2 separate regions of the Homo sapiens genome follow, and region 2 is linked to region 1. Evidence: read pairs that join two places in POLR2A ChIA-PET (ENCODE). Cell type or tissue: IMR-90. All regions are shown on one strand.

What was found. Peaks named below come from ENCODE experiments on the same cell type or tissue, not always from the same donor. Only the 100,000 strongest peaks of a DNase experiment are listed, where the experiment ranks them.
Region 2: POLR2A ChIA-PET joins it to region 1 with 7 read pairs; 1 of 35 experiments calls an interaction of 5 or more read pairs at or near these places.

Annotation. Positions count from the first base shown.
Region 1 is chr3:12,236,511-12,240,510 of GRCh38, reverse strand. No RefSeq gene overlaps it. Among named protein-coding and RNA genes, the nearest start is that of PPARG, 51 kb to the left of the region's middle. In IMR-90, no CTCF peak of the experiment used is centred here; a DNase peak (open chromatin) is centred at 2,060.
Region 2 is chr3:12,835,267-12,839,266 of GRCh38, reverse strand. It overlaps RPL32 (ribosomal protein L32), which reads left to right. Exons shown (of 4, transcript NM_000994.4): 4 at 3,044-4,000. The coding sequence ends at 3,173. Among named protein-coding and RNA genes, the nearest start is that of SNORA7A, 3.2 kb to the left of the region's middle. In IMR-90, no CTCF peak of the experiment used is centred here; no DNase peak of the experiment used is centred here; H3K27ac peaks cover 376 bases.

The DNA of each region.
Region 1 (4,000 bases):
AGGCGGAGGTTGCAGTGAGCAGAGACCATGCCACTGTACTACAGCCTGGGCAACAGTGTGACACTCCATCTCAAAAAAAAAAAAAAAAAAGGCAATATAAGCATAGCATTTAGAAGTATGGAAAGAAATATCAGAAGAAACAGAAGACACAGTAGAAGAAAGAGGTGAAAATCATTAAGATGTATCTGAGAAGCAGAATGCAGGGATGGTGGTTTGGGGGAATTTAGTTTCTTATGCCAGTTTTTAAAAACTGTGAGTGTGGTGTGTGGTGCGTGTGTGTGTGTGTGTGTGTGTGCTGGTTTTGAGAGGGAGAGGGAAAGGCAGGGATTGGGGCTTGAATAACAGGCATTTGCAGAACTAAAGGAGGCTGTACTCATTACATGTGTTGCAATGTGCTTCTGCTTAAGAATATTGTTGGCCAGGCACAGTGGCTCACGCCTGTAATCCCAGCACTTTGGGAGGCCGAGGCAGGCGGATCATGAGGTCAGGAGATCGAGACCATCCTGGCTAACACGGTGAAACCCCGTCTCTACTAAAAATACAAAAAAAAATGCCAGGTGTGGTGGTGGGCGCCTGTAGTCCCAGCTACTTGGGAGGCTGAGGCAGGAGAATGGCGTGAACCAGGAAGGCGGAGCTTGCTGTGAGCCGACCTCGCACCACTGCACTCCAGCCTGGGCGACAGAGTGAGACTCCGTCTCAAAAAAAAAAAAAAAAAAAAAAAAAAAAGAATATTGTTATGACCCCAGTGCAGTGTGATGTCTAAAACTAAGGAGGAGAAGCACACGGAAAAGTGTTCTCCCCAAGAGAGGTTGTTGCCTGTAGTTTTCAATACAGGACAGGATGGAAATGGGGGAAGCATAGGGAAGATGTTTGTTTGATTTGAACAAATGAAGTGCTCAACCTCCTCGTGGGTTCAGCAGGGGAATCGTTTCACCTGCAGGACAGCTGTAACACAGCAAGGCACAGAGGAGTGTGGACATGTCATTCGGGCTTCCAGCTGAGATTTCCCTGGGGACTTGGGAAAGCCAAGGAGAAGGGTGTGGGTGGTGCACAATCTCTCCGTCTGGTTGGTGGAAATTTCAAGGCTAAGCAGAAATATGCTGAATTTTCTTTGGCAATTAAAAAACGTGTAAGAATACCAGTGATTTCTTAATCCAGTTTTGCAAGTACAAACAATGGCTGTGTATTATAAAAAGGGCTATTCAGATTTAGATTTCTTCATAGTTCCAATAAGGCAAAGATCAAATTTTAATGTCAAAAAAAAAAAAAAAAAAAAAGACAAGCAGACAACGAGTGAGAATGTTCTAAATACTTTAGGGACGGTTTAATTGCTTTTTGGTTATGTTGTTTCAGACTGTAATTCTTGCAAATGTAAAGTCAATATGCAAAATTGAGTTAAAATATAATAGTTATAAACGTTTTTACTCTCTCATGTTAATCTAAAATAAAATAAAGCCTAAGCTTTTTTGAAAGCTGATGATGCCCATGTATTGATTGGAAATGCTTCTTGATTATAATGTTAAATATCCCATCAAAACAAAAATTTTAAAGTCTATCATCTGGATGTTTTCAAACATCTAGATACACAGTGCCATGCAGACAAAACATCCAAACGGCATAACCCAAAACACACCGACAGTTGGTAGAACCTGGCACGTTGGGGCCAAATATTTGGGATGGTATGGCTAGATGCACACTGCACTTATCTCAGGCCTCAGCAAATGGGCTTTGTTTAAATATGCCTTAAGCGGGCTTGCCTTTTGCTGAGATGGGTTATAATTCTGACTCTTTGCCTTCATAATTATATGCATAAGTTTGAAAGTTTTATTTAGCACATTATGGGAAAAAAAAAAGCTTTGTACCCTTAGGTTTCCAAACTGGGATCAGGAATTGTTAAATTTATTTTAATAGTCAGCTTTGTCTCTAGTAGATACCTGTTAGCTGCATTTTTAGCATAATAGAAAGCAGCCAACCAGTGTGATCTAGTTGTCATTTTTTTAAAAACTGAGGACAATGCAAGAATGAGTATCCAGTACAAGAATGCGTACACTTTATAACCACAGCATTCCCCTGGAGAGATCACAGAGTGAGCCGAAAAGCGCAGCTTCCTCACCCACTCCATACTAGAGGAACATTCCCCTAAACTCATCCATTACCCCCATTTAAAAAAAAAGTGTATAAATTTAAGGGGTACAAGTGCAGTTTTGTTACATGGATGTATCGCCTAGTGGTGAAGTGTAACCATCACCCTAATAGTGTACATTGTACCTTTTAGGTAATTTCTCATCCCTCACCCCAAACATGCAGTTTTGACTTTCTGTTTCTGAGTTGTTTCACTTAAGATAGTGGTCTCCGGTTCCATCCCTGTTGTTGCAAAAGACATGATTTCATTCTTTTTCATAGCTGAATAGTATTCCATTGTGTGTGTGTGTGTCTCACATTTTCTTTACACCACCCCAAATTTGGAACTTAGGCAAGGAGGAAGAATTTAACCAAACGAGTGAAAAAAAAGAAACACTCCTCTTATCAATAATGCCTAAAGTTATTAATATATATGTTTACATACATATTTATGGACCTAGAAACCAACAACAAAAAACCTGGCTCTCATAGTTCTAATACATAAGTGAATAAATACCAAACCCAAACCATCCTATATGGTAAAGAAGAAACTAAGACTGAAATAAACAGGAAAACTTCCGAATTTTTTGTGTTGCTATGATCTTTAGTGAAAGAGATAATTTCTCCTGGCGCACGGCTACTAACTGTATTTTCACACGTGGCCCTGGGGGAAGCTTACACGTTCTTCCGTAACAACACAGGATTCTCTTTCCAGCACTACCCAATGTTTTGGTGCCCATCAAATAACAGAATCATAACATGAGAAAGCAGGAAAAGACACCACAGAGTGAATTCAGTTCAACTCTGTATTTCATCCACTAAGGCATTAAGATACAGAGGTGTTAAGTAACTGATCCATTGTCCAGAGCCAATGAGAGGCGGAACCCAGGCATCCTGTTTCCCAGTGCGGTGTTCCCCGCTGCTGTCCAGACATCTCACTATTCCTCTTTGGTAAGAGGGACTAAGTGTCAACTTGCAGCTCCTTCCTCTTCTCCACTTGCCTCTTTACCGTGTCTTTCCTTCAGATGTGCTCTTCCCTTGCCTCTCATCTTTTCCTTTCCTCCTCTTAAATGAATCCTGCCATTTCTAACCTGAGAAAATTTGAATCTCTGCTGACACAGCATCTATACACAACTTACTGATGTGTTTTAGAAAACATGAAGGCAAAATCATGCAATGGAAATAATATTTAATTTGGATTTAGGAAACCTAGTTTGTAATCCTGTTTTTTTTTTTGTTTTTTTGTTTTTTTGTTTTTGACAGAGTCTTGCTCTGTCGCCAGGCTGGAGCGCAGTGGTGCGATCTCTGCTCACTGCAACTTCTGCCTCCCTGGTTCAAGCGATTCTCCTGCCTCAGCCTCCTGAGTAGCTGGGACTACAGGTGCCTGCCACCACGCCTGGCTAATTTTTTGTATTTTTAGTAGAGACAGGGTTTCACCATGTTAGCCAGGATGATCTCAATCTCCTGACCTCGTGATCCGCCTGCCTCGGCCTCCCAAAGTGCTGGGATTACAGGTGTGAGCCACTGCGCCGAGCCGAGTGTTTCTTTTAATTTTCTATAACTTTAGGCAACTCACTTTGCAGCTCTAGGATCAGTTTGCTAATCTATAAAATTAGAGGGTTGGACTGGGTGATCCTTAAAGCCCCTCTATTTCTATAGTTGTATGGTTATTCTGCTTTTTAACAAATTTAACTGTGAAAACAAACAAATCCCCCATATGTTTCTTAATCTTCATTATTCCTTACCCACTGGAACAAATCTATAATCTTCGTGGTGTGCCTGTCTTAGCTTCCCTTTTCTACCCATCAAAATGGGAATTATCTCTATGTAGTTCTCTTTATGCATTGCTTACCACAGCACCATGCAGACTTAATGGCTT
Region 2 (4,000 bases), 600 kb before region 1:
TTGGGATGCATTTTGGCGGGGGGTGTTGTACATTCTCTGAGGGAATCAGAAGTTGTTCCTTGCAGGATTTTAGAGAATGCTTGTTGGGGAATTCAAGGTGTTTCCTTTGCTGAAGGAGGTGACTTGGTCTTCTAAGTGTAGAGACCCAAGACCAGGAAAAGACTGCTTTGTGAACACTGCAATAATAGCCACTTTCCACTACTACAATATCCTTTGGCTGTTGTTTCCAAAATGTTGCTTTCTTTATGAAGGTGTCAAGCAAAAGAGTTGAACTCTGAAATATTCGAAGAGATTTATTCTGAGCCAAATATGAGTTGACCATGGCCCGTGACACAGCCCTTGGGAGACCCTAAGAATATGTGTCCAAGGTGGGCGGGGAGCAGCTTGGTTTTACATATTTTAGGGAGACATGAGACATCAATCAAATACACATAAGGCATACATTGGTTTGGTCCAGAAAGGCGGCACTTCGAGGTTTTGGATAGATTTTCTGTTTCTCGTCGAGAATTGGTTATCACTAGAAAGGAATGTCTTGGCTACAGTAAGAGGTTGTGGAAACCAAGAGTGCCCTATTCAAGGAGGGAGTGCATTCAGATGGTTGCTGGGGGCCTTTGAATTTTATTTTTGGCTTACAAGCGGGAGAAGGTCAAACATGGACCTCAGACCTTAAGGGGCTCTTAAGTCTGTGCTGTGGTAAGGGGTATCTTCAGGGGCAGGAGGGCTCTGGAAAGTTTGCATTAGATGGAGAACAGGAGGAAACTTGGCAGGCAGAGAGTGCTTACACAAAGGTGTAGAGGTGAAAGCACATGGAGGGTTTGCAGGGCATTGGTTCCAGGTGGGTTTTATTGGTTTTTGTTTTTTAAGATGAAGTCTTGCTCTCTTGCCGGGGCTGGAGTGCAGTGGCATGACTTCGGCTCACTGCAACCTCCACCGCCCAGTTTCAGGCGTTTCTTCTGCCTCACCCTCCCAAGAGCTGGGATTACAGGCGTGCACCACCATTCCTGGCTAATTTTTGTATTTTTAGTACAGATGAGGTTTCACCATGTTGGCCAGGCTGGTTTTGAACTCATGACCTTAAGCGGTCTGCCTGCCTTAGCCTCCCAAAATGCTGGGATTACAGGCATGAGCTACTATGCCTGGCCTGGTTTGATTTTAGAGATAGACAGGCTCTGTGTTGCCCTGGCTACAGTGCAGTGGCTGTTCACAGCTGTGATCATGGCACACCGCAGCCCCAAACTCAAGGTGGGCTCAAGCTGTCTTCCTATCTCAGCCTTCCTGGTAGCTAGGACCACAGGCACACTCCACCACACCCAGCTAGTTCTAGGTGTTTTGAGTAAGTTAGACACTTGGTGAGCTTTGTGTATAAAAGACTCAGTGACCTGCTTAGATTAAAACTAGGGCAGTGGAATGAAAAATTCTCATGGGAAGTGACAGTTTATTTTCTTCACTTACTGGTAAATGAAAGCCAAAAAGCTGAATTTTCCTAAGTAAACTAGAAAGAACATGGAGTGTGTGTGACTAACTAGGATGTTTGTGTTTACGTTTACAAAGATAACTTTCACCTACAGTGGTTGTAGATACAAGTAATAAAAATGAACAAGACCAGTATTCTAACGTGGTTACCTTCCAAGATTGGAAATTTAACCAGGCGTTGAAATGCTGAAAATTTCTGTTAGAAAAGATGGGCGAAGGAATTAATGGTGGATACTGAAACCACAGTTGGCTGTATGAGTTGAACTGTAACAGGCAATACCTGTTGTATGGCCAACATGATTACTCAGTTGCAGTGCACATGTTGGCTGGTTGGCATATGCTCTGTAAGCGCAGCTTGGCAGTCTTTAAGATCCATAGAAATACTCTTTGACGTTTGATCTCTAAGTTCCATTTCTGGGCATTTGTCCTTAAGGAATGGAAAAGCAGGCAAACTAAAGCTAGTCATTGCAGCAATAACCCACTGGAAACAACTGAAAATATAATGAGAGAATTGTAGAGTGCTGGATAAAATGTTGTGGGTCCACTCAAAATGATTCGAGTGTTGTAGTGTGGAAAATGCCCAAGCCAGGGGGGACACATTTAAAATGGTGGGTACACTCTGATTGTGATTATCAAATATATAGATGGACAAGGACAGGAGGGTTTTTTGAAAAGTAAAGACAGATGAGAAGTGTAATATAACCTAAGTCTTTAAAACGTAGAAACATTTAAAAATACAATTGCTTTGAATTTGAGTGGACTCATATAAAACAAGAATTGTCTGGATTTGCTGTCTTGCTGTTAAGGCAGGGTTCTTGAAAAGAGCTGTGTGTCCACTGCCTCAATCACTCCTCACAGTCCTGCTGCTTCTCTCTTTGCTGAAAATGCTTTAGGGGTGGAATGTCTGTTCTTAACCACTGTGGGTGGCTTCATAAATCACCTCCTTACTGAAGTGTGCTTGTTAGGCCTATTGGTTATCAAATGGGGCACAGTGTAGCTGCCTCTTAAAAAGTTGTGAGGAATGAGTTAGAACTGGATCTGAAGTCCTCAGGTAATAGGCATGGCTATGACTGGGTGACTTTAAGCATTGTTGCTTCTCAACTTGCTTTGTATCCTCAGCAGTCAAACCAGGTGCTCTTGGCTCCATTCAGACTCTTGGGTTCTGCTCTTGACCATTTTGCAAAGAGTTCTGAACCTTCATGGGCAAGGTCAAGCACCCTGTGACTGGGGGAGAACCTTTGAACCTGGAGTGTGGGCCTGGGTTCGCCCCGGATCCCTGTCCATTGCTTGCTGTGGGCCTTGGTTTCTTTATCTGTAAAATGGAGGTAATGCCTGGATTACAAGGCTGCTATAAGGATGAGAGGGGACAATGAGGGTACTTTTTAATGAAAGCATTCTTGTCACCACCAGGGAACCATAGTCAGGATTTGGGGGCATGTAGGTGTCATTCCACAGCCACTTACCAAGCAGCCCTCTCTTAGCTTGGTGCTGGGACTCATTGCCTCTCCAATGGAATTTTCCAAGTGTGTTGAGGGCTGTCTTGCTCCTTACCTACTTGATTCTCTTGCAGATCTTACTGTGCCGAGATCGCTCACAATGTTTCCTCCAAGAACCGCAAAGCCATCGTGGAAAGAGCTGCCCAACTGGCCATCAGAGTCACCAACCCCAATGCCAGGCTGCGCAGTGAAGAAAATGAGTAGGCAGCTCATGTGCACGTTTTCTGTTTAAATAAATGTAAAAACTGCCATCTGGCATCTTCCTTCCTTGATTTTAAGTCTTCAGCTTCTTGGCCAACTTAGTTTGCCACAGAGATTGTTCTTTTGCTTAAGCCCCTTTGGAATCTCCCATTTGGAGGGGATTTGTAAAGGACACTCAGTCCTTGAACAGGGGAATGTGGCCTCAAGTGCACAGACTAGCCTTAGTCATCTCCAGTTGAGGCTGGGTATGAGGGGTACAGACTTGGCCCTCACACCAGGTAGGTTCTGAGACACTTGAAGAAGCTTGTGGCTCCCAAGCCACAAGTAGTCATTCTTAGCCTTGCTTTTGTAAAGTTAGGTGACAAGTTATTCCATGTGATGCTTGTGAGAATTGAGAAAATATGCATGGAAATATCCAGATGAATTTCTTACACAGATTCTTACGGGATGCCTAAATTGCATCCTGTAACTTCTGTCCAAAAAGAACAGGATGATGTACAAATTGCTCTTCCAGGTAATCCACCACGGTTAACTGGAAAAGCACTTTCAGTCTCCTATAACCCTCCCACCAGCTGCTGCTTCAGGTATAATGTTACAGCAGTTTGCCAAGGCGGGGACCTAACTGGTGACAATTGAGCCTCTTGACTGGTACTCAGAATTTAGTGACACGTGGTCCTGATTTTTTTTGGAGACGGGGTCTTGCTCTCACCCAGGCTGGGAGTGCAGTGGCACACTGACTACAGCCTTGACCTCCCCAGGCTCAGGTGATCTTCCCACCTCAGCCTTCCAAGTAGCTGGGACTACAGATGCACACCTCCAAACCTGGGTAG